Linked DNA regions of Homo sapiens: region 2 is linked to region 1. Evidence: chromatin loops called from intact Hi-C (ENCODE). Cell type or tissue: ascending aorta. All regions are shown on one strand. Each heading gives the region's core, and the rest is flanking DNA. Links, peaks and the distances in the headings are about the cores only. Region 1 has its middle 31 kb from the start of OPTN. Region 2 overlaps CAMK1D (calcium/calmodulin dependent protein kinase ID).

Region 1 (16,126 bases), core at 11,127-16,126:
TTAATAATCCCTGTCTCAGAGAGGTTTCTGAGGATGAAATGAGAGGACAGTTGTGATTGTGTTATAAAACCCAAGCAAGTAGGAATGAGTATAAATTATGGATTTTCCAGCCATTCTAAAATCTTCCTGAGGATACAAAGCAGAATCGCAGAGAGCTGGAACACACAGTTCCACCTCCTCACAGAACTGCTGTTACTGCAGTGGGCTTCCGGTGATGATCTACCTAACAGTGTGGGAAGCAGTTCTGTAAAACACTGGTTCATCTGCTGAAAACATATCAGAGATGTTGTTTATTACATGACGCAGCCTCATCTCAAAGGTGATGGCTGGGAGCATCCCCTCTGGTCTTGTGTGGACGAAAACAGTCAAACTCTGTAGAATATCTGAAGATATTTATTCTGAGCCAAATATGAATGACCATGGCCCGTGACACAGCCTTCAGGAGGTGCTGAGAACATATGCCCAGGATGGTCAGGGTGCAGCTCGGTTTTATACATTCTAGGGAGGCATGAGACATCAATCAAATACATTTGAGAAATACACTGGTTTGGTGGAGAAAGGTGGGACAATTCAAAAGGAATGGGGATGGGGGCTTTCAGGCTACAGATAAACTTAAACATTTTCTGGCTGCCAATTGGTTGAGTTTGTCTAAAGACCTGGGATCAATAGAAAGGAAATATTCAGGTTCAGATAAAAGATTGTGGAGACTGAGGTTCTTTTGAAGTCTCATAGTGGCTGCCCTTAGAGACAACAGATGACAACTGTTTCCTATTCAGACCTTTAGAAGGTGCTGGACTCTCAGTTAATCTCCTCAGGATTGGGAGGGCCTGGAAGAAAAAGATCTAGCTATGTTAACAGAGATTCTTTAGAGATGTAAATTTCCCCCCCACCACCCAGAAAGGACAGTTTTACAGGGCCATTTCAAAATACGCAAAGAACCATGTTTTGGGGTAAAATATTTTGATTTTCTTCTTTGCCACATAATGTTATGCCAGATTCAGAAAGGAAAGTAAGTAGCAATATGTAGGGTTAAATAAAACCCATCTGACGAGAATTTATGGCTTGTAGGGCATGACTCCCCAGACCCCTTAGATAAGAATTGGTGCAAGATAAGAAAAAAATCAGAGCTTAGTCCTCAGTCTGAATATAAGGAATAATTGTGCTTCTCCTGAACAATTGGCCTGCTTTTATCTTGTGACTGACTAACCGAGTTTCCCTTTTGCAATGGTTGCTAGAAAGCTTAGAGTCAACCATGTGGTCCACCCATTGTATGTACATAAGATGCCATGGGATGCTTTTTTTGTACTGGATTCTTCTCCAGTCCTCCTTAATGTTCCTACTTCTACTATTCTCATATTTTAAACCTGTGCCACACTATTTTATATATGCATTCTTACAAACAGTCTTAAATGTTTTCTGTTATAAGGGATGATATTGAAACCCCCTTTGGAAAATTATGACAGACAGTGAAAGCTTATCTAAAGAGATAAGCAAGACTCTGTCTTGTTCTAACCTCCAAGCTATCCTTGTTCGTTCCTGGGGGTAGGCTGAACTAACTTTGGGAGAAACTTAGTTTATGGTTTAAGTAAAGATGGTAACAGCCCTTTCCCAAGCAGACCTCCTTTTTGCTTGGGGACTAGATTGCCTTCGTAGGACTAACATTAGCCACAAGATTAGAAATTACGGTTTAGGAGTCATGCAGCTGGAGGCTACAAGATTCTGACCCTCCCTAAACTGCTCCTAAGATCAGTGCATGAGATATTTTGCATGCCCTGCACTTGATGGATCATCTGACACTACCCAGATCAATAAACTTGCTCATCTGCTCTTATGGCCCCCACCCAGTAACTGACTCAGTGCAAGAAGACAGCTGACTCACGGCCATTTCATCTCTGACCAATCAGCACCCTTGGCTCACTGGCTTACCGATTTCATCTCTGACCAATCAGCACTCCTGGCTCACTGGCTTACCAATTTCATCTCTGACCAATCAGCACTCCTGGCTCACTGGCTTACCCCCACCCACCAAGTTATTTTTAAAAACTTTGCTCCCCGAATGTTCGGGGAGACTGATTTGAGTAATAACAAAACCCTGGTCTCCCACACAGCCGGCTCTGTGTGAATTACTCTTTCTCTATTGCAGTTCCCCTGTCTTGATTTATCAGCTCTGTCTAGGCAGTGGGCAAGTTGAACCCCTTGGGTGGTTACAATATAAATAATTGTTCTAGGCATGGTGTCCTGCTAATTTTCCATCCTCTATTTGATTTTTATGTATGTATCAATACATCTCCAGTCTTCCTATACACTCCATGAAACTGAAACTGTCATGCCCTTGGGTACCTTCCTTAACATCAGAGCTCATGACAACAGCTAACACAACCTTCTCTAGGGGCAGATAGGAATGCTTTATGTGTGTAGATGTTTATGGATTCATTGAATCACAACAATCTTTTTATGTCTACTTCACAGATAAGAAAACTAAGGCACATCAAGGTTCAGTACCTTCAAAGCCACGTAAATAGTAAGGAATGGATCTAAGATTAAAAACCCAGTCGCCTAGCGCCAGAGTCTGTTCCACCAGATGTACCACCTCTCTACAAACTCATGGAAACTCTGGGATACAAATGCTTCAGTATTTTGGCTTGCATGCTTTGTAAGATATTAACAAGAAGGGCTGGGAAGCCTTCCTTGTTAATATAATATCTTGCAAGTTCTGGGATGAGGTAGAATTGTATGTTCTAGCTCTCTGCGATCCTGCTTTTTATCCCGAGGAAGATTTTAGAATGGCTGGAAAACTCATAACTTACACTCATTCTTAGTGTGAGTCGTTTTTTTTTGTTGTTGTTGATGTTGTTGTTTTTTGAGACATTGTCTCGCTCTGTCGTCACGCTGGAGTGCAATGGTGCCATCTCGGCTCACTGCAACCTCCGCCTCCCTGATTCAAGTGATTCTCCTGCCTCAGCCTCCCAAGTAGCTGGGACTACAGGTGCACACCACCATGCCCAGATAATTTTTGTATTTTTAGTAGACAGGGTTTCACCATGTTGGCCAGGTTGGTCTCGATCTCCTGACCTCGTGATCCACCTGCCTCAGCCTCCGAAAGTGCAGGGATTACAGGCGTGAGCCACTGTGCCCGGCCAGCATGGGTTTTAAAAGTCAATCACAACTGTCCTCTCAGTTCATCCTCAAACACCTCTCTGAGTCAGGGGCTATTAAACCTGTTTTACAGATTAAGACATGAAATGTAACAGTAGCTGGACAGCTAGAAATTGGTCTTCACGAAATAAATTACATAAAATTTCTTTCATGTGTGAACCCTGAAAATCTGAGCCAGGTCTCAGTTAATTTAGAAAGTTTGTTTTGCCAAGCTTGAGGACATGTGCCTGTGACACAGCCTCAGGAGATCCTCACGACATGTGCCCAAGGTGGTCAGGGCACAGCTTACTTTTATACATTCTAGGGAGCCATGAGATAGCAATCAATACATGTAAGATGTACACTGGTCCTGGCTAACATGATGAAACCCCATCTCTACTAAAAAAATATAAAAAATTAGCCGGGTATGGTGGTGGGTGCCTGTAGTCCTAGCTACTGGGGAGGCTGAGGCAGGAGAATGGCGTGAACCTGGAAGGCGGAGCTTGCAGTGAGCCAAGATCAGGGGCCACTGCACTCCAGCCTGGGCGACAGAATGAGACTCTGTCTAATAAATAAATAAATAAAAGACATACACTGGTTCTGTCCTGAAAGGCAGGACAACTGAAGTAAGGAGAAGGCTTCTAGGTCACAGGTAGATGAGAGACAAATGGTTACATCCTTTTGAGTTTCTGATCAGCTTTTCCCAAGGGAGGCAATCAGATATGCATTTATCTCGGTGAGCAGAGGGATGACTTTGAATAGAGTGGGAGGCAGGTTGTCCCTAAGCAATTCTCAGCTTGACTTTCCTCTTTAGCTTAGTGATTTTGCAGCCCCAAGATTTCCGAGATTTATTTATTTTTCACACATGTAATAGGATTGGCAAAATATAGCTAAAAATAGTATGTCTAAGTAGAAGTCTTAATGAATACAGATCTCTTTGTTAAATAAGAAGTAATTTTTAATTAGATTAACCTGCCTCTCTTGGTTTCAAACAGTCCTAATCTTCCTAGAGTGCTAATTGTTTATATCCTACAAGGATCTTATGTTTAGTGTTTTTAACTTTTTGGAAGTAGCTGGATGAAATAGATATGGACCTAGGAGAAAAGCAATACCATATAAACACGTCACATCAAAACATCCTACTATTGATCAACTTATTAGCATAAAAATGGTCCAATGGGCATCAGAATATTGAAAAAACAAGGAGATGATGTTGCTGATTCAGGAACTTCTCACTTCTTATTCTTTATTTCTCCTTGGAAGGTAGTTAATGAGATTATAGTTTTAATCCTGGGCATGCTTGGCCACTCTATCTTTAGTATAGGCTTATGGATATTAAGAACGTTCTTGCTTAATAATTACGATATGAAGCTAATGCTGTTTCCTTCTCTTCGATATCCTGCTCATTCCTCAACAGTCAGGGCCCAGGCAATGTCCTACCCCCTCCACAGAATAGCTCCTCCATTCCTGCCCACTTGAACCCACGTTGACACAACTTCCTTCTAAATCCCTGCAACATTCTCTTTGGCATGTATGGACACATTCAATACTTACCAGTTGATGCTGTCAATCATACATCAATGTCATATATATATATCAGTCATTAGATATAAGTTCCATCCAGACAGGAACCGAGTCTCTTTACATTACCAAGTCCACATCACCATGTACAATGATAGGGCACTATAAATGTTTGTTGAATTAATAAGTTCAGGAAAGAATGAGTGAACGAATGAGTGGGAAGTGAGTTGGAAGACCTCTGCAACTGACCAACTCTGCCCTTGCTTAGGGTAATGTTTCTCTAAAAGAGGTCTTTGAATCTTCTGCATCAGAATCATCTGAAATGATTGAGATGCAAAATCCTGGGCTCCATCCCCAGTTCCTTTCATTAGAATATCTGGAGTTGAGCCTAGGAATTTGCAGCTTAACAAGCACCCTAGGTGATTTTTTTTTTTTAGACAGGGTCTCATTCCCATCACCCAAACTGGAGTACAATGGTACGATCTTGGCCCACTGCACCCTTGCCCTCCCGGGCTCAGGTGATTCTCCCACCTCAGCCTCTGAGTAGCTGGGACCACAGGTATGCACCACCACGCTCAGCTAATCAGGTGATTCTTTAGCCCACAAATTTGAGAGCCACTGGTTTACCAGGGTATGTTTTAGCAGATATTTTTTGACTGCTTCATTGGAATAATCTGAATTACACACCACACCTCTCCACAGATTTTATAATTAAGCTCAAACTTGTAACAGTTTGTAATATTCTTTTGTAAGAAATCAATTTTCCTGGAAGAAAGAGATGTTTAGTTTTGGGCACCAGTGTTGTGAGATCACTGGAATTAAGGCAAACAGCAAAACCCATAGTATTTGTATACCATGATGAGACAGCCAAATGCCTAGGCAGATAAAACAGTGTCCCCAGAGAACCTCCGACCCACCCCACAAGTGTTGACATCAGATGCTTTTGTGCAGATGAGGGAACCTGCCCAGGGCCTCGTCTGAGCCTGCCCACACGTGCACTGGGGGAACGGGGTGGAGCCACAGGCAGCGGGAGGAGCCTGGCTCTTCAGTTCTTGTGTGGTGACCTGGGATTCAATCTGTGAGGTGGGGGACTTGTTAGCAGGAAGCCACCTCACTTTGCTGAGTTTTTTTGTTTTTTTCCCTTTTCGCCCAATAAAACCCTCCTCTGCCCACCCTTCAATGTGTCTACATATAATTCTCCTGGTCTTCTGACAAGCTAGAGCCCAGTTTTAGCTGAACTAAGGAGCAAAATTCTGCAACATTTTGGCTCCTAGGTGTGGGGCTTGAGGAGGGGTGGGTAAGATGTGAACCAAAAAATCTTTTTCCCCTTTCGCTTCCAAGCCTTTTTGTCCTTGGGCTTCTTCTGAGGGTAGAGGAAACTGCACACCCCCTCACCCCAATGGCTGCAGGCACCTGCGAGATAGACTGGCGAATGGTGGGTTCCCCGCTCCCCTCCCAGCCAGGGTTGGGGTGCATGGCCCATGGCCCAAGGGTGCCCAATGGTGGACAGCAATTAAGTTTCTCTCCCTGTCGGAGGAACCCATTTGTATAAGAGTAAGAGGTATTTTCCCCAGGCATCTTTCCAACCCTGCATTTTAAACTATTTTTTCCTTTTCTCTACCCTGTCAGCATTTAACTTTTAAGTGAGAGGTTTTTTTTTTCCTTTTTGAAGACATTTTACTAGGCCAGGAATAAGGATCACTGTTTATATTCTCTGTAAAGTTTTAATTATGAAAAAGGATTTGTGAGGTTGGTCTTAAGCTGTAGCCAGTCTTGTGGGCTTTGCATGACTTTCTGTATGGTGAGTAGCAAACCTTGCTGCGGGCCTCCATCTTGTTTTAGGGAGCATGACCTGTAACCACGTGGCAACGTTTTGTCTTAGCCTCCACCATTTTACAATGGCGGCCGGGTTCAATCCTGGCTTAGGGAATAAGTCCTTTCTGGTTTGATATCTGCATGATCTGTTGCTGATTCTCTTCCCCTCCACGAACCACCTTTTATCTTCCTTTCTCTGAGCACCTGGGACATCACCTTTAGCAAAGTTTGAAAGCCAGAAATATTGGCCACTTGGCACGGCTAGTTGGGTAATAAGGCAGTTAAAAGGTTTTTCTCAAAGAGCACTCAGCTTAATTAAAAGTGGATATCCAAGTTATAAGTATATTTAAAAGGTCTTTACGTTTTTTGTTTGTTTGTTTGTTTTCTTGGATCTCTTTGCTGGAAAAGGGCTTTTTCTCAGTAGACTGAATTATTTTTCTCCATTTTGCCTTGTCACTCTTAATGTATGCATGAGAGGCCCTAAGATAACTCCTGGGGGCATGGGACTCCTTGGGAAAAACAGACAAGGTGCCACTAACCCCGTTTTGGGAAGAAACCTGTTTTTCTCATGGAACCCCGGGAATTAAATGCAGATATATCCCTCTCAAAATCTGTTTTTGCCTCCCAGTCATGCCTATTTTATTAGGCCTTAAAAGCTGCATGTTTTTCTGGCCCTGTCTCTTAAAAGGCAACACCCGGAAGCCAATAATCCAATTAGGAGATTGGCAGACGAAAAATTTCACAGCTACTGCATTTTCTTCTGCTTGTGTAGTTAAATATGTGTCGTGTATGTGATGTCTATAAAAAAGAGCTCTACTTCATTGACTTAAAAGAGGATAAGCACTTGAATCAAATATTTTTTAAAAGGGAAGATAAAAGCTGTGGTACCTTTCAGTTCACATGACTTTAATCCTCGAGGAATAAAAGCAGCCTTAAAGATTATTGGTAAAATGTAGATGTCATCAAAATGTAAATAGGTGATCTAAATTATGCAGGTCAGATATTAGGTTTGCTAAATGTTTTAAGGTTATAAACTGCCTTTTTTGGTTTTTGTGAACAGTTTGACTTGCCTGCTTCACAACTGGTGAGGCCTACAGACATATGGAATAAACCACACCCTTAATTATGCTGGAAGGAGTCAAACCTTGGCTGCGACTTGTACATAATTATAACAACTTACTAGGTTCTACATAAAAGTTAAAAATTGCTGGGAGTTACCATTATAACATGTAACTGAAACTACTGGAAATAGATTTACATGTGAGGTGTATAAGAACAGTAAGATGTGTTTTTAGCAAAAGATGATAAGAAGGCGTAGAAATGTAAATTCTTTCCTAGGCTTGAAGGATTGTTTTGAATTAGATAAGGTAAAGCTGAAGGTTTAATCAAATGATGAAAGGAGTATAAAAATTAATCTTGGCCGGGTGTGGTGGCTCATGCCTGTAATCCCAGCACTTTGGGAGGCCAAGGCAGGCGGATCACCTGAGGTCGGGAGTTCGAGACCAGCCTGACCAACATGGAGAAACTCCATCTCCACTAAAAATACAAAATTAGCTGGGCGTGGTGGCACATGCCTGTAATCCCAGCTACTCGGGAGGCTGAGGCAGGAGAAGCACTTGAACCCGGGAGGCAGAGGTTGCGGTGAGCCGAGATTGTGCCATTGCACTCCAGCCTGGGCAACAAAGACTGAAACTCTGCCTCAAAAAAATAATAATAATAATCTTGCAAAAGAAATTCCATGTGTGAACATATTAACTACATTCAAATGGTTATTATATGGTCTTCTATAAATTCAGCATTGAAATAAAAGCACAACAAGGTACTCTTAAGGCATTAATCTGCTCTTTAGCAAAATTTGTAAAAGGTTATAAAAGGTTTTTTGCTTTTTTAAAATTTCTGAGTCATTATTTTGGCAAAATAAATAATTTATGGCAATCTGGAATTGTATTTCATAACATCAGGTGTTTTAAATTTCTAACACATAACAGACTTCCCAAAATCAAACTTCAGTTTCAAAATTGTCTTTCCTGATGCCTGGCTTTTTGGATGCTACAGAGGGCCCCTGGAGTATCCAAAAGAGAGGTGAACAGGATTATTTGACATGTTTAAGTACATTGGATTGCCAAAATGATGTTTAATCTTCAGGTTAGATTTTAGAGAATTATATTAATATATGTTCCAAAATTGTATGGGATGTCTAAAATTCTAATGTCTGAGTATACGCTATCAATCATAATTAAGGTTATTAAGTTATTGTAAACCACGAAGATAACCAAATTTATTTGTCAATCATGTTTCTGACTATAACTACCCTGGACATTTTGTTATTTACAGATAATTGTCTTATTTTGATCCTCTTCAACAGATGGTTTATAACCAGCTATAGAACTTTGACAGGTGCTCTGAAATGCAGGTTTCTGATAACTTTGGAGATTGTGACATTATTCCAAAGGAAAAACATACAGGACTCATGAAAAGATGAAATGTTTATGAATATCAAGCAAAACAAGAGTTAACTGAACGGTCTAAACTAATACAAAACTGAGGTAATCTTTTGACTTTTGCTTGAAATATTGCTGATCCTTGTTTTGTTTTTCAGAGTCAAGCAAACTTATTTTGAGCTATTTACAGCCTTTAATCATTGAGTAAGGTATACTCCTGTGAACAAAATTTGGAGTATATTTGTCTCTGTCTCTCTGCCTGGCTTCTCCAGAATTTGGAAACTAGTTGTGAGTATTCTTAATTTATGGCCATATAGTTGTTTGCATCAGTGCAATAAGAATCCATTTTCTTTTGCAACAGCACACAATTGGAGAAACTGGTTGCAACAAGACACAATTGGAGAACCTGGTTGCTTTACTGAGGCTTTGACTGGAAAGGTATGCTTCCCTTTAAGGAGTCAAGCTTGACTTGCAGAGTCAATAAAGCCCCATGGGAGAAACTGGCCTCATATCTTCGTACACAGTCCCCATACAGGGTTCCTAACCTGCGGTAGGTAAAGAATGTCACTTTCCAACAGACCCAGGGACCATATCTCTTGAAACCTCAAGAAGAGAGGAGTTTGCCCAACTCATCGGTATTTGAGGATACAAACCCATGACTAGGCTCAGCTTTAAAAGGTCTTATTTGAGATTCTCTGTGGAACAAAGTTCCATGAAAGCCGATCTAAAAGGCCTATGTGGAAATAATTATTCTTGCTGCACTTTATGCAAATAATCGGGCCAAGTATAAGACTAAAGTCTATTTTGCAAACAACCCAGTCCTATCATGATTTGTTTTTAACAAAAATGAAGACTAGAGAAAGAGAAATAATGTTTCAAAACTTATCATTAGGTTCTAGATTCATTCATTGTTTTTAACTTTTTGCCTACATTTTAGACGAACCCTGCTTGTTCCTGTGAACCAAACAGCAATCTCTGGCTGCAGCTCAGAAAAAAACAAAAGGGATGGGTGACGTAAAAATCTGGATCAGTATTCTCCTTCTGAGCAGTTATCCTGCAAATCCTTCCAGGTGATGAAAATAAATAGGATGCCCACCACCCAGAGGTTTCCTTTTTGGGAAAGTAAGACAAAGGGAGCTAACCAAAGCCAAGCCCCATGCGTCCAAATCTTAGCAAGCATAACTATAGCCACCAGTGATCTAGGGGTGTCACAAGACATCCTTTTCTCTCCCTGGTTGGAGGAGGACTCAATTCCACCGCTTCATCTCAGCATTCAGCTTATAATAAGGAGTCCACGCAACCCCCCCTCAAGACGTATTTTTGTCCCAAATTCAATTCCAAACTTCAGCTCAAAGCCCTAGGAAAGAAAACTGGATCTGAGGAATCCAGAGACAGATGATAATGGCAGTTAAAAGACACAGCACAGGTGAGCATGACTAATTCCTGCTGCTTAAGCCAAGCTTCCCATTACACGGATAAAGGTCATGCTAGTATCCACGGCATAAATGAGGTCTAGGGAATTCACAGGCTACTGACAGCAGGGGAGACAGGGCGTATGTGGGTAAGAGCGGATATTCCCATCCCTTAGGCCCTCCTTTTAACATGGGTGAAAGCCACTTTGACACCCATAGGTGGCACCCTGTTGTGGCTGCCAGGACTTGGGGATACAAGGACAGAGGAAAGAAAGAGGAACGCCTCACTTTCCGTCCCTCACGTACTCTGGGTGTTTGCTAGTAAGAGAAAGGAACCAGGGATGCCTGCTCCCTTCTTTCTGGATGGGTAGCCATTCATCTTCAGTCTGTATCTCTTTTGAATGCCTCCTGAACCCCTGGGACTCCTCTAAAAAACACCTTCTTTTTCCTTTTTTTTTCCTCTGTCCTCTCTTCAGTGATATATAATGGTGTCTCTGTACTATGAGACGCTCCCTTCAGATGCATTCTCCAAACTGGGAAGAGTTAATTTCCTAAACCTTAGGCTGGTTGGTTTAGTACTGGGCTCAGGAGAAGGGAACCCAGAAGTCCAAATGCTGGCAAAAGGGTAGTTTCATTTTTTATTTTTTTAACCAGTTGGGCTTTTGGCCTCCCCTCCCACTTTGCAAACCAGTAAAAGGCCTTGGGATTTTTTGAGCTGTCCTTACCGTAACCTCCTTGTTTCGTTTTGATATATGTTTCCTAATAACCCAGTTGTCTATTCTCGCCTTCAGGCTATCAAACTCCAAATGATCATGCAACCAGAGCCTCGGACGATGGCCTTTTCTGCTGGGGATACTTAGATAAGCCTCTGAGGGAGATCTGACTGCTGTTTTCCCCAAAACAGTGCCCCCTGTTAGCAGAAAGCAGTTAATTTTGGTCATCATCCTTATCCTTACCTTATTCTAACCGCCGTTGGATGTACTTCTTTAGAGGGGGGAATAAGACAGCCAAATGCCTAGGCAGATATAAAGGTGTCCCCAGAGAATCTCCGACCCACCCCACAAGTGTTTACATCAGATGCTTCTGTACAGATGAGGGAACATGCCCAGGGCTTCATCTGAGCCTGCTCACATGTGCACTGGGAGAATGGGGTGGAGCCACAGGCAGGGGGAGGAGCCTGCTCTTCAGTTCCTGTGTGGTGGCCTGGGATTCAACCTGTGAGGTGGGAGGCCTGTTAATAGGACTCCATCTCACTTTGCTGAGTTTTTTCTTTTTTTTTCCCCCTTTTGCCCAATAAAATGCTGCTCTGCACACCCTTCAATGTGTCCACATGTCTAAAGTCTCCTGGTCATGTGACATGAACCCAGTTTTAGCTGAACTAAGGAGCAAAATTCTGCAACAATGATGCCTTAAAGACATTTCTGCCTGCACAATCATTTCTTTTCTTTTCTTTTCTTTCTTTTTTTTTTTTTTTTTGAGACAGAGTCTCACTCTGTCACCCAGGCTAGAGTGCAGTGGCATGATCTCGGCTCACTGCAACCTCCACCTCCTGGGTTCAAGCGATTCTCCTGCCTCAGCCTCCCAAGCAGCTGGGATTACAGGCATGTGCCACCACGCCTGGCTAATTTTTATATTTTTAGTAGAGACGAGTTTCACCATGTTGGTCAGGCTGGTCTTGAACTCCTGACCTCTAATGATCCACCTGCCTTGACCTCCCAAAGTGCTGGGATTACAGGCATGAGCCACTATCCCTGGCCACACAATCATTTCACTTAGGAGTTTTATAACTTGCAATAGTTCCTAAGAAAAATACCATTTTACCGGGGCAAACTATGGTAGATTCTTAGTCTTCTCTTTGGTGGTGGCCTCTGTGATCTCTTTGGAATAGCTCAAGAATGCTGTCTTTTGGTCTTCCTTCTTGGAATGTCTCAGGACAGGTGACATAGGACACTGAGCTGGAAGATGCACAGACACAGGGAACTGTTTTCTAAACTCAGGTGTCATTACTGCTCTGAAAGCAGCTTCTAAATGGAGAAAACAAATCCAACTGGAGCAGGAGTAACCACATCCCCTTCCATCTTTCACCGTATTAGATGAAGACTTTTTTTTTTGAGACAGGATCTCACTCTGTCACCCAGGCTGGCTCACTGCAACCTCCCCCTCCTAGGCTCAAGCAATCCTCCCACCTCAGCCTCCTGAGTAGCTAGGAGGCTACAGCTACAACTACAAGCACCTGCCACCACGTTCGGCTAATTTTTTGTAGAGACAGGGTTTCTCAATGTTGCCTAGGCTGGTCTCCAACTCGTGAGCTCAAGCAGTCCTCCCATGCCAGCTTCCCTAGGTGCTGGGATTACAGGCATGAGCCACGGTGGCCTGCCCAAGACATTTTTTTTAAATGAGAGATTTTAAAAGCTTAGCAATGAGAGAATAAACCCAACAGGTCTACCATTCCAACTCACCTTTGCTTTTTTCTTTTCTTCCCTTCCACAGTAGGAAGTATCCTCTCTCAGTACCTAAAGCTTTGATGTCACCTCCTCTAACAGGTACACCATGCAGTGTAGATCATTCCAAGTCTTTGTAAGCACTAAGTTACAGTCTCTTGAAGAATTCCATTGAACTGGTTCCAGAGTTGGTGTCTCTTTTCTAATCCTCCATTTATATGATAATCACTTGAAATTCAAGTCACCTGTTACTAGGATTGCAAGAAACAGAGGAATCAAATATATATATATATATATATATATATTTTTTTTTTTTTTTTTTTTTGAGACAGAGTTTCACCCCTGTTGCCCAGGCTGGAGTGCAATGGCGTGATCTCAGCTCACTGCAACCTCTGCCTCCCAGGTTCAAGCAATTCTCCTGCCTCAGCCTCCCGAGTAGCTGGGATTACAGGCATGCACCACCATATCCCGGCTAATTTTTTTTTTTTTTTTTTTTTTTTTTTTTTTTTTTTTTGTAGTAGAGACGGGGTTTTTCCATATTGGTCAGGCTGGTCTCGAACTCCCGACTTCAGGTGATCCGCCCACCTCGACCTCCCAAAGTGCTGGGATTACAGGCGTGAGCCACCACAACCGGCGGAATCAAATCTTTTCTTCTGGAGTTCTTTTAATGCTTTTAATCCAAGGTCCCAGCTCTCATGCTCACTTGAACTAACTCTCCCTCCCCCTCCCCCTCTCCCACTCCCTCAGCTTTTATAGATTTTTCTACAATACTTTCTCCTTACCCTTGTTAAAGCATTTGTTATCACTTCCATCCTTTACTGTTTAATCTTTCTCATAAGCACAAATACGCGTGCACACACATACACACACTCACATGAGTTCCCCGTGCCGGCTGCAAGTCTGGGTGCTGTTTTACTCAGCTATCTACGTTAGACCTGTGTTCCTGTTATTCCACAATATTACCACATTCCAGGAGGAGAAACCATTTTATTGTCTATTTCTTATTTTGATCCACATATCACATTAAAATGGAGCAAAAGAAAGGGTCTCAAACAGACAATATGAGTGCCTTCTTTAAGATGCTGGCCCTATAGAAATAGATTTCATGTTTTCCAAAGAGGACCCGGTACATCCCAGCCGCGGCCAGTCACTTGGCGCCATCTGCTGGACATGGACAAACAATCGTAGGCGGGGAACATCAGAACTGACGCATAGGTGCCCACTGCAAACCTGGCTCCCTGATGAACGAATGGTTTCCCACTGAAACGAGGCTTTACATCCCTTTATAACAAATCATCTCTCCAACTTCTTATCAATATCTCAGAAGCTAGGGAGTCTTTTCCACTATGGTTTTCCTATTTCCTCTGCTGGTGCATAAAGTGCCTTTGCTTTGTTTAACAAGCAATAAACAACTTTTTGTTTTGCGTATCACTGTATCCCCAGCATCCTGCATAGTGACTGGCACATGTAGGAGCTCCAAAATCAGTGGGTATTTTTGTTTCTTTGGCTTTTAAACGAAATAATAAGTGATTGATATCTGAGTCGGGGAAGATGACACACAGATATTCCTATTTTCATCAGACACGTTTGTTTTTTTGTTTTTTTTTTCTAGACGTCCCAGCCTGGGTAGGTGGGTAATGGTTTAGAAGCTCCTAAGGATGAACCTCTTCCCACCGCTAAAGTATTGAATCTGCTAAAAATAAGGGAAGAAACACTAATAAATAAATAAATAAACCAGGAAAAAACCCTTGTGGGGAGGGGAGACAAGAAGGAATAAAGACTTTGCATTATAGATTCTCCATGAAACCTGGCCTAGAATTGGATGAGCCTTCAATGCTCAATATACTTTTCAAAAATTGATGATTAACCAATTTGCTCAGTGCAATGGTTAATTTTATGTATCGATGTGGGTAGGCGCACGGGCATGGTGGCTCCACACCTGTAATCCCAGCACTTTCAGTGGCCAAGGTGAGCGGATCACTTGAGGTCAGGAGTTTGAGACCAGCCTGGCCAACATGGCTAAACTCTGTCTCTACTAAAAAAATAAAATAAAATAAAATAAAAATAGCCAGGCATCATGGCATGTGCCTGTAATCCCAGATATCCAAAGGCTGAGGCAGGAGAATTGCTTGAACCTGGGAGGCAGAGGTTGCAATGAGCCAAGATTGTGCCAGTGCACTCCAGCCTGGGTGACAGAGCAAGACCCTATCTTAAAACAAGCAAACAAAAAAACCTAAAATAATAGGGAAGCAGGTATCAGGGAAATAGGGAAGCAAAGGAGGCAGGTCTCGATGGCTAACTCAGTATGGGCAGAAGAGTCAAAGCTGCCTCCAAATTTCTAACTTAGCAAATGGGCAAATGTTGATGGCTGGAATTAAAACGAAAAATAGAGAGGATAAAGCAATTCAGCCAACAGTAATACATTTAGGATTGTTGTCAGAGGCATTCAAACCAGAGCAACTCCATCTTGGGTGAGGACTAGGAAAAATGAGGCTGGGACTTGCTGGGCTGCCCTCCCCGAAAGTTAGATATTCCTAGCCTCTAGATGTTTGTGGCTAAGGAAACAGATTGATAACCTTTACTAAACAGACCCAGACGTAGGAGTGTCCTGTGTAGAAAGCAAAAAGTTTCTTCCTCAAAGTTTCCCTTGTTAAAGAATAAATCATAAGTGTTAGAAGTAATAGTTCCTTTTAAAGACTAACTTCCTTCAAGCCTCCTTGCTTTGTGCTAATAACTCTTTGTTAAGCCCTATCCTATGTAGTTATTAAACATGCTCACAGGCACATAGTACATTCTATGTCCTTGTACTTTAACCAAGATATCTGTGCTGGACATGCTCACAGACATGTCCCAGCTCGCAGCCTATGCCCCTTCCTTATTTGGGAATGTTATTACTTTTCTAAGTCCTTTAGTAAGCAACTTCCTCCTTTCCCTTGTTCTCCATTGCTTTCACCTATTTAGAGAAGTTTTAAATTGTCAGCCAATCGGGTTCAGTTTATATTGTGAGGTCTGGCTCCAGCCAATGGAGACAGGACAGAGTAGCAGGGACAAGCTGCATAAGGGACAAAAATTGCTTCCCATTCCCTTTGAAAACTGGCACAAGAGAGGGATGCCCTCTCTCACCACTCCTATTACACATAGTGTTGGAAGTTCTGGCCAGGGCAATCAGGCAGGAGAAAGAAATAAAGGGTATTCAATTAGGAAAAGAGGAAGTCAAATTGTCCCTATTTGCACATGACATCATTGTATATTTAGAAAACCCCATCGTCTCAGCCCAAAATCTCCTTAAGCTGATAAGCAACTTCAGCAAAATCTCAGGATACAAAATCAAGTGCAAAAATCACAAGCATTCCTAAACACC
Region 2 (16,126 bases), core at 3,614-8,613, 350 kb before region 1:
CAAGTCCTCTCTTCTAGCTATTTTGGAATATACAGTGCAGTATTGTTAACCAAAGTCCCCCTACTCTGCTATGGAACATTAGAACTATTCCTTCTATCGAACTGTATGTCTGTATCCACTCACCAATCCCCTCAGACGCCCCCTACACCCTTCCAGCCTCTGGTATCTATCATTCTACTCTCTACCTCCTTGAGATCCACTTTCTCAGCTACCACGTATGAGTCGTCACAGTTCTTGATGATATATTTCCCCATGCCTATAGCTTTTTGCTTTTCATTCTTTTATAACTAAATCTGAACATTGGCCTACCTAGATTCCAGTGAGCACCCAATTGGTCACTTCTGTTCTGTGTGATCATTTCCATCTTTGTCTCTTCTCAAATGCATGACTACTGCGATATCTTCATTTCTTATCACTAGCTGCTTCAGGTGCATTTTATCATTTTCCTCTTTTAAAATAAATAATAGGAAAATGCCCCAAATATTCAACAAACAGTTGAACAAATACTGCTCTGTAGATGGATACAGCCATTCTGTGCAAACTTAACTTTTGGCTTGAAGTGATTGGCACAATACAAGGCTCAAATTATTTGTGGGAAAATCTAGCTTTTGCATACAAAACGTGATGTCACCTTTTATGTTATGTGATATAACATAGTATGCTATGTTTTCAAAAGTTAAATAGACAAAAGTTAGGGAAGTTGATAACCACAATCAGATTATACTTGGATCTCGGGGGGAGAAGTGTGGGATGGCATTTGCCTTTTTTTTTTTTTTTTTAGATGAAGTCTCTCTCTCGCCCAGGCTGGAGTGCAGTGGTGCAATCTCGGCTCATTGCAGCCTCCGCCTCCCGGGTTCAAGCCTCAGCCTCCCAAGTAGCTGGGATTACAGGTGCGCGCCACGATGCCTAGCTAATTTCTGTATTTTTAGTAGAGACAGGGTTTCACCATGTTGGCCAGGCTGGTCTCAAACTCCTAACCTCAAGTGATCCACCCGCCCCAGCCTCCCACAAGTGCTAGGATTACAGGTGTGAGCCACTGCGCCCGGCCCATTTTGCTTATTTTAATAAATTCAGTAAATAGTTATTGAGTGCTTGCTGTGCGTCAGGCTCAGTGCTAAGCATCTATCGTCAAGTTCTAGGAAGGGGGAGAATGAGGGGACACCTTCCTGGCGCCTCTATGATACCGCCTCGCACTTTATCTCTCTGAAGTGGTTTTGAAATCCCTTAGACCAGGGACTCTCAGCCTTGGCGCTGTTGACATCTGGGGCTGGAGAATTCTTTGCTGCAGAGGATGTCTTGTGTATTGTAGGATGTTTATCAGCACCCCTGGCTTCCACCCACTAGATGCCAGTAGCATCCCCGGTCTCCAAACATTGTCATATGTCCCCTGCGGGACAGAATCACCCCAGCTTGAGAACCATTGCATCAGACCCTCCGGCTTTCTTGACTTTGCCAGAAAAATTTGCACTGGGCCTGCCTACTGTTCCGTCTAGTGTTGTACGTGTTGAGCCAATTTGTTCAAAAGCCTCAGAGTGGTGCATGGGAGACAGAGGGGCTCTGAGAATGAAAATGCATTTGGTTCATAGCAATAAGTATGTGCCGTGTCATGAGAACTTCTCACACCTAGTGTTTTGCACACCCAGCACCCTGCACCTTCTTTGCCCCATTTCCATCCCCCGAGATGAAGGCTACGACTGCGTCATGTGAATTGGAACAATTCAACTAAATTAACAGTATGGCATCATGCAGAGAGTGGGCCTGGAACACTGGCTGAATTTTTTTTAACTATATTTCTGGAATTGAACTGGTATCTTGACCCAGTGTGCATGCTTAGCGTGGTGTTCACTGCAATTCGTGATGGGAGTAGAGGCCAGGCTGGTACCATCACCCGCGGCCTGGCTGTCGGGACTCTCTTACTAGAGCAAGGAGGGGAGCAAGGGAAAGCGTGAACTGGCAGCACCAGATCCTGTGAGCAATGCTTCTACCCAGATAAATCAGGGTATATGTATTCACAGAGGATACACTGTGATATTTTCTCATTTTAAATGTATTGGTCAGTGTTAAAAACAGAATGCCATTACTTGAGGAGTAGTCCAGTGATAATGTACATTTCAGTCTTTTATTACATTTGGTTTAAAGTATTATTCAGCAGACATAATATCTTTTTAAAAAGCAGTCTTTGTATTGGTTTTGTAAGTAATTTTAAAAATTACATTTTGATTTTCAACATTTACTCCAATTTTTTGGTACATGTTTATAGCCAAGTTATGCTTTCACAGTGAACTATAAGGGAAATAATGAGGAACTCTTAACTGCTTGTTCCTCTTGGTTGCCAGTAAAATCAGTATAATTAGGCTTTCATGAAAGCCACCGGATAGTCCTTATAAAAAAATAATCACCACCATTCCCAGTAATATATTCACTGCCAGGCAGCTTGGAGTAATGGAGACATTGGAAGAAAAATAGGCGAAGTTATTGTTAGCAGAACTGCCTCTTACTCAAGGCCACTATCTGAAGTTTGGAAGTGGTCTTTTCTCCTTCCTGATGAGAACAATACATGTACATTTTTCTCCACGAAAAAAAGATTTTGACCAGCCCAGGCAACATAGACCTCTTCTCTACAAAAGTAAAAAAAAAAAATAGCCAGGTTTACTGGTGCATGCCTGTGGTCTTAGCTACTCAGGAGGCTGAGGTGAGAGTATCACTTAAGGCCAGGAGTTCGAGACCAGCCTGGATAACATAGAGAGGCTTTGTCTCTACAAAAAATTGAAAAAAAAAAAAAAAAGCTGGATGTGGTGGTGCACACCTGTAGTCCCAGCTACTTGGGAGGCTGAAGTGGGAGGATTGCTTGAGCCCAGGAGTTTGAGGCTACAGTGAGCCACGATTGCATCACTGCACTCCAGCCTGGGCAACAGAGTGAGACCCTGTCAAAAAAAAAAAAAAAAGAAAAAAAAAAGATGCAAAGAAAGAAATTTCAGCATTGAAAGATATAGATACTATACTGAAATCATTAACTAGTGCAGTGTGTCATTATAGACCTGAAAGGGCATATTTCATACTAAATTATTTTTATTCACAATGCTTAGGAGTTGAAATTTTCTTTTTCTAAGTAGGAGCTTCTCTTCTACCATTCTTTTCTGACCCCTTACAAAGTAAGGGCAGGATCCAAAGCTCGTCAAACCCGTGTGTCATTTCAGCAAGCCGTTGACTCATGTTTTTTGGATCGATTTCTAGTTTTGTAATGATTGGGTTGTCTCATGTTAAAACATGCAGTCTTGAAATAGGGTTCGAAAGACAACTTTTAATGATTCACAGACACTATTTGGTTTCTTTTAAGCAGGTAGAAAAAATACCAGAATTACCACTCACCTTGAATTTTGGCTTGATTTGTCTAAATTGCAATATTTGATTTTTATACAGCATAAGAAAGTTTCTCGTCAACTCTGGTGTATCTTACGCCATTTGCTTCAGTGACGGTACCCACAAGGTGGGAATCTTATGGCTAAAAGGATTTTAATTAGTAGACACTCAAGCCACCAGATGGCTCCCTTAGGTTTAAAAATCTCCACCTGGGGGAAATAAATGGACTTTTCCCGAGTAAATTTAGAATAATGCCCTAAACTTGTAATGTGAGCAGGTCTTCAGAGTTTCGAGCTGAAGTTACAGGTTTAGAGTTGTCCGTTGGAGGTTTTTGTTTCTTCGTTTAATGATTTAAAAACAGGTTATGATACAAGATCTTCAAAATGGTTTTACCACATGCATCATGACTTAGAATCTTCGTTGGCTCTTTTGGTTTTTTTCATTCAAAGTTGAAATGCCTCACCTCTTCTTTCTTTTTCTCTCTACTAACCATTTTCTACTGAGCACACCGTACCTTATCAGTCTCATAACTGGGCCACCTAACTCTCCCTAAGACAGCACTAGGAGTTGACACCCAGAGAATCTGTAAGTCATGTACTGCTCATCTAACGAACAGTCCCTGCTAGCCTTGCCTGCTTCTTTTGCATAGACCCCACTCTTGGGCACTTCCACATCTGCTAAGTCCACTGAAACCCAGTGGGGTAGATTCATCTCATCAAAAAGAAATAGAGACAAGGTACGACAATTACACGATTTTTGACCGAAGGTTCTCATGGGAAGTTCCCCATTAAAATTGTTATAGAGGCCGGGCACAGTGCTCACATCTGTAATCCCAGCACTTTGGGAGGCTGAGGCGGGTGGATCACCTGAGGTCAGGAGTTCGAGACCAGCCTGGCCAACATGATGAAACCCCGTCTCTACTAAAAAGACAAAAAGTAACCAGGCGTGATGGTGCATGCCTGTAATCCCAGCTACTTGGGAGGCTGAGGCAGGAGGATCACTTGAACCTAAGAGGTGGAGGTTGCAGTGAGCCGAGATCACACCAACTGCACTCCAGCCTGGGCAACAGAGTGAGACTGTGCCTCAGGAAAAAAAAAAAGAAAAGAAAAAAGAAAACTGTAAAAAGAATTTCCCTCATTTCATGAATGCACCACCCTAGGTCTCTTGTATCAAGAGAAATCTGGGAGGAAACACTTTCCTGGCGCCTGTGGGCAGGGGTGAGGCAGGAAGGAGTGAGTAGGCTGGATTGAGCAATCTTCAACAGAATCCTGTTTCACTTTTTAGGGTTAGAGCCACTTTGCACTAACCTTTCCACTGACAGAACCACTCACTAGGAAACTGAAGGAACTCAGGAAGAACCCAGTGCCAGCACTGAACCACTGCGTCCCTGCCACTCTTACTCCTCCTCCTTCAGGGAGCACTTTTTACCTGGCAAGGCTGTTTCACAGTTATCCCAGGATGAAACCTATGGATAACACTCTTTTAGCAGGTGTAGAGACTAGAAAATAATTGCTCATCGCATCCCAGCCTTTAGATTCCAGTCCTCTGGGAAGTGTGGTTGAGAAGGGGACAGTTGCGAGCAATCCAGCTCGAGTTTTAGCACACAGAAGAATTACCTGAGGGTATCACTAAAGCAAAGGTTGCTGGGCCCTGCCTTCTGAGATGCTGATTCAGTGGGTCTGGGTAGGAAAGGAGGCATGAATTTGCATCTAGAACAAGCTCCCATGTGATACCAAGGACTGGTCCAAGGACAACCCTTTGAGTAGCAAGACCTTTAAGAACATGCTTCTAATACCCAGCTGTTGTCACCTGGAAGGAGGGATGCCTTTGGAGGTGAACAACAGAGCCACTCAAACGCTTTTCCATCTGAACCACAGAGGACTGGATGTCACTCAGGACTCATGACTTGAATTAGGGTATAAAAGAACCCAGCCTGGTCCGTCTGCAGAATTCCTAGCGAAGAGTCACTCTTGGGGTATCAGTGAGAGAAGAGGCTGGGCATCAGAGCATCATGGAGACAATGTGCCTCTTGGTCTTAGGCCTTCATTTACAGATGATTTTAGACAGTCCCATTAAAGACACAGTTCCCTTGAACTTCACAGACATGCTGAGTGATGACAAACCTTGGCAGGTCTGTGACCAGTTTCTTCCAACAAGTTACTTCTAGGCATTCCTACTAATCTTTCAACCCACTCATTGCTTAAGGGTAATAAGATCTAGAGATGACGTGGTAGATAAGACTGTTGACACATTCTCTAATCTTAGCTAAGCAAACAGAGACTCATTGTCCCAAGCCAGTGGCTGGCACAGTGCCCTGAATGTCTTAACAGAGTTTGACAGGGAAATAGGAGCCCTTCAACCCTTTTTTGAGATTGAAACTACAAGAGTGAGAAGATTATTTTTCCCTCTCGAATGGCCCCGAAGAATCAATAAGGATTCAAGGGTTTTCCTCTCCACGGTAAGGAGATTGTTCTTGGCAAGTTATGCTGAGAAGCCTGTTGTGTGCCTTGTCCTCCCTCAGTCATTTCAGCCTTAGAATTGAATTAACTGCAGGCCCAAGGACATAAATGAACCACGTGAGTCATTTTTCAAAAGTGAACGACAGGGCACCTGTCTTCTGGAATTGGTGAATCCATTCAGCGGAGACTCTTGACAAGGCTTTGTGTGAGATGATATAAATAGGCCCTGACCTGCAGGGCTTTTGTTGTCTTTGGGTGAGATAGAGACATTTGTACACAAATAATCACAAACTGGCTAAACTGTGCCACGTGATTAGCAAACATGCGCATGCCCAATCAGCGAGATCTTCACGGTCAAGGGGCTAATGTCTAGAGAAGCTTGGACGTACAGAATAGCGTGGCCGTTAGTCTTATATCCTGTCGTGGTTCCCCACACATTTCAATTACTCGATAAGTAATTCGAGACCAGTCACAGGCTTTTTTCTCACTTAATGGACAGCCTTGATGAGGGCTAGCAATTTCTTCACTTCTTGTTCCAAATATAACCAACTTATAAAAACACCTTCTGGAACTCCATACAGGGAAGAATAGGATTTAATCACAGGAAATGTATCGGCGGGCTGTGCATTACTCAATTTAGCACTGTTGGGAGCAGATCAAAATCTGGGATCCATGGTATTAGATGGCTCCAAGCTTCAAAATTTTGTGTTCTTTCACTGGCTACCATCCACCATCCATCCATCCATCCATCCATCCATCCATCTATCCATCCATCCAAAAAATATTTACTGAGCAGCTACTAGGTGCCAGGGCCTTTGTAGGCATCAGGAATATAGTAGTGAACAAAATAGACAAGGACCCTGTGCTCACAGAGCTTATTACCTAGCAGAGGGTAACCCGTAGTAACAGGTACACACATGCATGAACTAGGTGCCTCCAGATAGTAGTCATTAGGCCACATGGCTCGATGGGAAATGACTAGGGGGAGATTAGGGTTGTGTGGACCAGTGCCTCCTTTGATAGACAAGCACTGGTTACGGACATGGCCCTAGACTCCAGGTGTCAGAATTACCACTGTAGACCTAATGTCTATAACAGAGGTTTTAGACAGTAGGAGTTTTTAACAGTAGGAGTTACTGAAACCCCTCGCTGCCTTCTAAGTGCAGCAGGCTCTATAACAAGAGGGGGCTCTGTTTCCCTAAGTGAGGTAGCTTTCTGAGGTCCCTTTTATAAGGGCGTTAATCCCATTCACAATGGCTCCACCCTCATGACCTAATCACCTCCACAGGCCCCCCATTCCTAACACCATCACCTTGGGTGTTAGGATTTCAGTATATGCATTTTGGGAGACAGTCCATGGTAGACTTTAAGATAACTCCAGGCTGGGCGCGGTGGCTCACGCCTGTAATCCCAGCACTTTGGGAGGCTGAGGCGGGCGGATCACGAAGTCTGGAGATCGAGACCATCCCGGGGATAACACAGTGAAACCCCATCTCTACTAAAAATACAAAACAATTAGCCGGGCTTGGTGGTGGGTGCCTGTAGTCCCAGCTACTAGGGAGGCTGAGGCAGGAGAATGGTGTGAACCCAGGAGGCAGAGCTTGCAATGAGCCAAGATTGTGCCACTGCACCTCCAGCCTGGGCAACAAAGTGAGACTCCGCCTCAAAAAAAAAAAAAAAAAAAAAAAAAAAAAGATAACTCCAAAGAATTTGAAAAGTAGTGTAAGTTACAAAGTTATCCCCTAGAAGTTATAGAAATTTGCCCTTCAGCATCCTCATCTGTAAGTGGAGAAAATGATACTTCATAGAGAAGTTATGAGGAATTCTTAGCCAAACACTGGGCACACAATAGCCATTTGGCAAATGTTGGTTTCTTCCCCTCCGGCCTACCAAAGGATCTGGACGAGGTCAGTTCAAAGGTCCTTACCATTTAAACTTGAAGCTATAAGATTAAAATCCCTGTCCTAACAGAGTTTCTAGCATTAAGGCGGAAACAGAAATGTAAGGCATGGCCCTGATCACTAAAAAGGATGTGATCTATTGGGAACTACTTGGAACAAGAGTGAGAAGTAGAAGAGAGTAAAGAGTCAGGAAATGTGATTTAATAAGTATGTGACAGAATATTGAAAGTGTTCATTAGTATATCTCTAACGGAGGTATAATCGGTGCTCTCGGGGCAGGTGGAAAATGGTGTGGGCTGGAATTTGAGTGTAGATGGGAAAAGGCAGAAAGGAAGGTGTTCCGGAGTCCACATGGGAGGAAGAACTATGTGAACACCACATGGGGAAAAGAAGAAATGGACGTGAAGAGGCTAAAGTCCCAGGGTGTCAGGCAGTGGGCTTGTGTATTGCAGGCCCACACGTCTTAAAGCAATCTCATTGAGTCACACTTAATTAATTGAGAATTTATCATTATTTGGAAGGAGGCAGGCTGCAGTTTGGGAGAATTGAGATTTATTAGGTGTTTGAACGGTCTGAACGGGAGAATTGTAGAATTTTTGCTTTAAAAGGAAAAGATGTCTGACCTCTTCCATGTAACAGATGAGGCATCTGCAGCTCACAAGGTTAGAAAGCTTCCCTGACCTCACACAGATGGTAAATGACAGAACCCAAACTAATTAAATCCTGCATTTCCCTGAATCGTTTTTGGGGCATCTCATCTCAGAAAAGGAGGGGAAGGTTATCTACTTAAGGAAGGTTATCTACTGAAAATACCGCAGTAGTATTGATTACATTAAGGCATACAGGAATTGCAATATGGTACAGATGAACATGCATCTTTTGCTAATGTGTAAGCTCATCACTAATCAGCCTACTTATGAATGAAAGCAAGACCTCCAAGAGGCAGAATAGTTACTATGTAAATTGAAAGGCATTTTTTTCTATTAAAATACATCATAAATAATTATGTTTATATCCTTGCAGTAGTTTAAAACTCTATTAGCAGGTTTTGTTGTTGTTGTTGTTTTGACATTCTTTTTTTATATTTTTTATTATACTTTAAGTTCTAGGGTACATGTGCACAATGTGCAGGTTTGTTACATATGTATACATGTGCCATGTTGGTGTGCTGCACCCATTAACTCGTCATTTACATTAGGTTTATCTCCTAATGCTATCCCTCCCCACTCCCCCTACCCCACAACAGGCCCCGGTGTGTGATGTTCCCCTTCCTGTGTCCAGATGTTCTCATTGTTCAATTCCCACCTATGAGTGAGAACATGCGGTGGTGTTTTGACATTCTGTCGCACAGGCTGGAGTGCAGTGGCGTGATCCCAGCTCACTGCAACCTCTACCTCCCAGGTTCAAGCAATTCTCGTGCCTCGGCCTCCCGAGGAGTTGGGATTACAGACGCCGGCCACCATGCCGGGCCAAATTTTTATATTTGTAATAGAGATGAGGTTTCACCATGTTGGCCAGGTTGATCTCAAACTTTGACCTCAAGTGATCCACCCACCACAGCCTCCCAAAGTGCTGGGCCTCCATTAGCAGGTTTTTAAATGTGTTTCTATCTTTTTGTCTTGGGCTGCCTTCTGTTTTAACAAAGTGAGGAAAATGGCATTCGTGTGCATGGAGAAGGGACTCTGGGGGCCAGGGTTTGTGTTCTGGGGCTTTCCGAGTCCTTGAGTGGGTTCTGGAGTCACTTAGGATAGGAGTCACTTCACTTACAGGAGTTTTGCTTGTGCAGAGGTCTCATCTGCTTTGGATTTACTACACCCATCACTCTGCATCTTCTGGTATAAAAAATGGAATGTGATTGCTGGACAAAAGCAAAACCTTGTAAATCCACTTTAAAGAAAGCAAGTGAATACATCCCAGTTGTCCTAGACACTGAGAAGTCCTCACATTTAAATGGCTGTTTGGGAAAATATTAATACTTTGAGGAGCTTGACACCGGGCAACCGCTGTCTGAGCTTCATAGGAAGGAGATGCTTCTGTGTGAATGAAATAAAGCCCAGCTCAGGGCAGCCTGAGTTCTGTGGGCCTTCACTTGGGTCTAGCCAGGTGACAGAATGTGATCCGTCTGAGTTGGAGGCTGCAGTGAGCTACGGTCACACTGCTGCACTCCAGCCTGGGTGACAGAGCCAGACCCCATCTCTTAAAAAACCAAAAAAAAAAAAGTGATCTCTCCGTGTCTCAGCGTCTGCCACCTGAGATGTTTGATGTAACTGTGAAAAGAAAAAAGGCACGTTTCTTTCAACCACATCTCTTTCAACAATCTAAACTTCACAAATGATAACCAGGCACATCCGTCTAGTGTTTTGCAGCAGAAGCAAGGGTCCCACTGTGTTTCTCCTTAGCCGTGTGGACTGGGGGCAGCTGGAGAACCCTCAGATCCGCAGTCCTCTGTGGACTCAGCTTGCAGATCCCTGCCTGGTACCTGCCCACATTGCCACAGGAGCCAGTAAGAAAATAACAGCAGGGGCTCTTTGTCAGCCATGGAAATCGGCACCCTTGGAATGCATGAATCTTAGGTTGGTGAAAAAGTAATCATGCTTTTTGCCATTACTTTTAATGGTAAAAATGAAAAGTAATGGCAAAAACCGCCATTACTTTTGCACCAGCCTAATATATTCTTACGTGTGAAAGTATTTGTAGCTTCTTTCCATTAAACTCAAAAGTAGGGGGTTTTCTTCCTCAACACTAAAGGACATCAAAGTAGTAATTTTCAAGAGAGAGTAAAGTGCATTGTCAGCTCAAATATATGAATCCAAACATGATTTCTAAAAAGATGATTTAGCCAGAAGAGTTAGTAATCTGACAAAGTTTAACAGCTTTCTTAAAAAGTCATAAGTACCCACTGGCAATGTCAATTACTACTTTATTTTCTCAACAGTCTTCTCTCATTTCGGCATCTTGCAGGAAAGAGCAACATCATGAGGCGTGTCTACACCTGCTTCTGTGGGAGAAGGAATGCACGGGATTCCAAAACTGGTCATGTTCGTCTAGCCAGCTACACACTACTGAATAATATGGTTTTCTTTGCTGTTTTTGAGCTGGAGTCTCACTCTGTTGCCCAGGCTGGAGTGCAGTGGCATGATCTCGGCTCACAGCAACCTCCACCTCCCAGGCTCAAGCAATTCTCTTGCCTCAGCCTCCCAAGTAGCTGGCATTACAGGCGCCCACCATCACACCCAGCTAATTTTTGTATTTTTAGTATAGACGGGGCTTCCTCATGTTGGCCAGGCTGGTTTCAAACTCCTGATCTCAGGTGATCTGCCCACCTCGGCCTCCCAAAGTATTGGCATTACAGGCATGAGCCACGTCACCCGGCCTGGTTTTCTAGTATATAGACTATTTCTCTTTTTACTTAACCTATAAAATAGAATTGATGACTTGGTAATGTTACAAAGGGAATACTGGGCCGGGTGCAGTGGCTCATGCCTGTAATCCCATTACTTTGGGAGGCCTAGGCGGGTGGATCACAAGGTCAGGAGATCAAGACTGTCTTAACCAACATGGTGAAACCCTGTTTCTACTAAAATATAAAAAATTAGCTGGGCATAGTGGCACGCACCTGTAGTCCCAGCTACTTGGGAGGCTGAGGCAAGAGAATCACTTGAACCTGGGAGGCAGAGGTTGCAGTGAGCCCAGATTGCACCACTGGACTCCAGTCCAGACAGAGCAAGACTCTGTCTCAAAAAATAAAATAAATAAGTAAAAAAATTAAAAAAAGAAGGGAATACTGTAGTTAAGCGGAAAGCTGACTTACACATTGTCAACTTTAATTAGACCTAGTGCCGCAGGAGAATTAAAAGAGACATGTCTCAGAAAATAATTCTACAGAAGCCACGACCAGGACATGCCATCGTTGTTATTAGTAATTATTTTTATACCTGCTGTATATAGTGCAAGGCTGTGCTCAACGCTTTATAGAATTCATTAAATTCTCACACTAGTTCCATGATGATTGAAGAAACTGAGACTTGGAGACATGGTGACTTGCCTCAGTGACGGAGCTTGGATTTGCTCAAACGTCTTCCAGGTTCTTGAGCCCACAACCTTACCTACTATGACTGTGGTTTTCAAACATGGGACAGAGTTTTGAGTTCTCACTTTTGCTTCAACGGGATAGCTCATTTAAAAAATGCTTTGCACGTGTTCGTGCATCCAGGTGAGAATTCATTTGAACCCAGCCCCCTCAGGCCCCTGTGCTCCCAGCTGCCCAGGGCCATGGTGAGGAGCGGCTGTATTCAGTCAGGCCTACGGCACGCCATGCCCGTGGCCCCACACCCAGGCTCCCCTTCCGCGTTATCCTCAGCCTGCGCAGCCCAGGGCCTGTGTAGCATGCATGGCACATGTGCTGACGGAGGCTTGTGGCTCATGGGGCCCAAATAGCCAGGAGCTGGGGCTTTACGGTTTTGTAAAAACTCATCATCTGAGCAAGGGAAGCAAAACTGAGCCTCGTTTTGATGATGCTAGGCTACAACTTACAGGCTTCTGAAGACTTTTTAAAACAATCCCTTTCAAGTCCAGAAGTGTTAAGAAGGTTATGACTCAGAGACATCAAAGCAGAATGGATTTGTGGATCTGAGGTTAAATAATCATTTAGGGCAAAGCAGGCATCACTGGTCTGTGCTTATGTAACGATATTTCTCACTAGCTTCCTTCAAGAAGCATTTTTACTGATAGCATGTGACTGCCTAAGGAATTTGTGTTTTGACAACGTTTGCACTGTGATTGAGAATAGTGTGCACTGGGCCACGATGTTTTATGGAACAAGCACCATTGTTGGGATGATAAAACATTCAGAGGCATAAGTTACACACAACAGACAACAGTGTCTTCTGGGCACAATCTTTCATATCATGGAGGTTCCTGGAAACACACCACAGCCTGAAACACAACTGCCAGCATCAACGCAGTGAGGTTTTTTTATTTGATTACGTACAAGGGCAGAATCTGGCGTATCACAATATATCATAGGATGCACCTAAGAGCCAGGAAATGTTTCACATGTGTCAGGCTTCTAAATTAATCACAGCCTTTTTTTTTTTTTTGAGACTGAGTCTCGCTCTGTCACCTAGGCTGGAGTACAGGGGCGCGCGATCTCAGTTTGCTGCAACCTCTGCCTCCTGGGTTCAGGCGATTCTTCTGCCTCAGCATCCTGAGTAGCTGGGAGTACAGGCATGTGCCACTATGCCCAGCTGATTTTTGTATTTTTAGTAGAGACGGGATTTCACCATGCTGGCCGGGCTGGTCTCGGACTCCTGACCTCCAATGATCCGCCCGCCTCGGCCTCCTAAAGTGTGGGGATTACAGGCGTGAGTCACAGCTCCCGGCCTTGATTACAGCCGTTTATCCTGACAAATGTGTCAAAGGCTTCCCTGTGAGTAAAACAGAGATGGTGCCTCCATAGCACTGAGTTGCAATTCCAGATTTGTCATGTGTGTTAGAGGGCTTCTGGAGTCACTGCATTGCCCTTCTTAGTAAATGTAGCAGCTTTGCATTTTTGTTCGATTAAAGATATAAGAAGATGCTGCATGTTTTTCTAGCTACCCTCTTGGTGCTAACATCTTGCAGGGACAGCCCAGTTTGCATTGTGAGCCTTCTTGGCTGCGTGGACAGATTCTTGGGCAGCGCTAGTTACATCGGTACAAACATTCGAATTGTGTTATAATGTTAGTCCATTAGCAGAGCCCTTAGCTGGGAGTAATTGGCCACTACAGGGCCAAAGTAACCCGTTATTGTGCACTGGCATCGAGAGCAGTGTTTTAAGTGGTCTGACGGGATCTGTGTTTAGAAACTGCAGGTTGTGAGTTACTGTGTGTGAGGTGATCCAGTATTGCACTGTTGGTGTGATAATAAGGCTGAGCCCGAGACTTGGCTTCCACATTTATCATAAGGGGATAATGGCTTTGCGCTGTGGACAGCTGCGTTAGGATGAGGCAGATCGGTTTCTCTGGCTGCCCTTTCAATTCCACTCACCACCCTCACCCCGTAGTTTTCATGCCACAGAGATGCATGCCTTGGCCGCTGAAGTCAGTGTCTGCCTGGAGACTGCTGCTGGTGTCTGGCTTTGGGAGTGCGTGTGTGTGTGTGTATGTGTGCGCACGCACACGTGCCTCTGCCGTTGCTCCCTCTTCAGGCTTGTGTCTGCCTACAGAAAAGTCTAAAAGACATTCAAGTACTGAATATGATCATTTGCAGATCACTTCTGAAATGAACGATAACTACTACTAACTCTGTAACAAGAGGGAACAAGTTAAAAAAGATGATACTGCAATGCATGAAAAAACTGAAAAGTCAGTGAAATAGTTCTTCCTTACTAAAGTTATTAATATTTGGCGTCATGCTGTCCTTTGTGCCTTCATGTCATCGTGGTTGGGCACCATAGAATTCCAAGAATAAAGGAGCTTTGGAGCATGGGACAGGGCAGTCCTGTGCGTGTTTTTCGTTCAGCAAATCTGGCTGAATATGTGCTGAGTGCCCGTGGCTGTTCTAGGTTACAAAATTCAATAAGATCTCCACCTCCATGGAGCAGGGAGAGGTAGTACCAATAAACATAATAAATAAGCAAATTCTGTAGCATGTTAGAAGATGCCGAGTACCTATAGAACAGATTAAAGTGGGACCGAGCACAGTGGCTCATGCCTGTAATCGCAGCACTTTGGGAGGCCAAGGTGGGAGGACTGCTTGAGGTCGGGGGTTCAAGACCAGCCTGGGTAACATAGCAAGACCTCGTCTCTACAGAATTTTTTTTTAAATTAGCCAGGTATGGTGGTGTGCACTTGTAGTCCCAGCTACGTGGAAGGGTGAGGCGGGAGGGTCACTTGAGCCCGGGCTGCAGTGAGCTATGATGTTGCCACTGCACTCCAGCCTGGGTGACAGAATGAGACCCTGTCTCAAAAAATAATAATTTGTTTTTAAAAAGGATTAAGTGGTGTAGAGAGATTAAATATTCGAGGAGGAGGGACGGTTAAACTTCAGGGAGCAGGTGACAGCTAAGCAGCCTAAAGGAGCCACATGGGTAGAGGTTGCAGATATTTTCAGGAAGAGCATTGCAGGCAGGGGGAATGGTAAGTGAGGACACCCGAAGTGCGAGGGTGCCTGGTGTGGCCAAGGCCCAGCGGAAGGCTGGTGCAGCTAATGCTGGTGAGGTCGGGGACAAAAGACAGAAATAGGGGTTGAGATGTAACAGGAGGCCTCGTCCCATAGAGCGTTTTAGGCTCCCCAGGACTCCTGGACTTTGGGCTGACTCTGAGGAGGATGCAGAGCCGCTGGGAGATTTGGACAGAGGCGAATTGTGATCCCACTTGCGTTTGAACAGAACCACTCTGGCTGCTGTGCTATGTTGAGAATGGACAGTAGGGGGCAGTGGTGAAAGCAGGGAGAGTGTTGGGAGGCTGCGGCAGTGACCCAGTGACCGAGGGACCTAGTTAGGATGTGTTTTAGGCCAGGATGGTTGCCAGGGAGATAGGGAGATGGGGTAGGATTCTGGATGTATCTTCAGGACCATTAGCATTCCCTGGTAGGTTGAAGATGGGCCAGTAAGGGAAACAGAGGGGTCAAAGGTGATGCCAAGATTTTTGCCCAAAGCACCTGAAAGATGGAGTTGCCCATGACTAAGATGGGGAAGCACGGGGTCAGCACCGATTTGGGGGGAAGATCAGGATTTCATTCTTGGATGTGCTGAGTTTGAAACATCTGAGTCATATCCAAGTGAAGAGTTTGAATAGGCCGTTGGATATATTTAGGATAAAAGCCTGGGCTATAGATACACATTGGGGGTGGAGGGGACCATTGGTGTATTGATTTGAACCTTCATCCACGAGCCAGGATGAGAGCACCAAGGTAGTGAGAGTAGACAGAGGGAAGGGCTACAGACTGAGCTCTGGGGCTGACCAACATTAAGAGCTGGGGAGAAGAGGAAGAACCCAGAAGGGAGACTGAGAAGGGGTGGCTGGTGGAATAGGCAGAAAATCAATAGCGGTACCTTGGAAGGTAAGTCGAGAAGGTGGTTTAGGGAGGAAGGAGTGGTCTCCAGGGTCCAGCCCCACTGGTAGCTCAAGTAGGATGAGGACTGAGAACTGACTGCTTTGTTCAGCAACATAGAATCATGATACTGGTGATTCTGACAAAAACGCTGTTTGTGAAGTGCTAGGGCCAGAAGCTTGATTGGAGCTGAATGTTCTAGAAAGTCTCCTGGGGAGAGGATTTAAATGTGAGAATGAAAGAGTATGTTTGAGACACTTTGCTGCAAAGGAGAAGAGAGAAATAGGGCAGTCGCTGGCAGGGGAAATGAGATCAAGATAAGGTTTTGGTTTTGGTTTGGTTTGGTTTGGTTTGGTTCGTTTTAATGAGAAA

The links. A loop is a pair of places that touch in the nucleus more often than their neighbours do. Peaks named below come from ENCODE experiments on the same cell type or tissue, not always from the same donor. Only the 100,000 strongest peaks of a DNase experiment are listed, where the experiment ranks them.
Region 2: it touches region 1 in a loop (4-fold over the local background); 53 of 110 quality-filtered maps call a loop at or near these places.

What each region holds. Positions count from the first base shown.
Region 1 is chr10:13,061,085-13,077,210 of GRCh38, forward strand. It overlaps a transcript of CCDC3 not described here. Among named protein-coding and RNA genes, the nearest start is that of OPTN, 31 kb to the right of the region's middle. RefSeq lists enhancers at 5,128-5,642, 5,643-6,156. In ascending aorta, for the core only: a CTCF peak has its summit at 13,934 (motif pointing left); a DNase peak (open chromatin) is centred at 13,937.
Region 2 is chr10:12,714,963-12,731,088 of GRCh38, forward strand. The region is part of intron 3 of CAMK1D (calcium/calmodulin dependent protein kinase ID); the gene reads left to right. MIR548Q (microRNA 548q) reads right to left here and starts at 10,391; the gene lies at 10,292-10,391. In ascending aorta, for the core only: no CTCF peak of the experiment used is centred there; DNase peaks (open chromatin) are centred at 4,579 and 5,659; H3K4me3 peaks cover 579 bases; H3K27ac peaks cover 3,054 bases.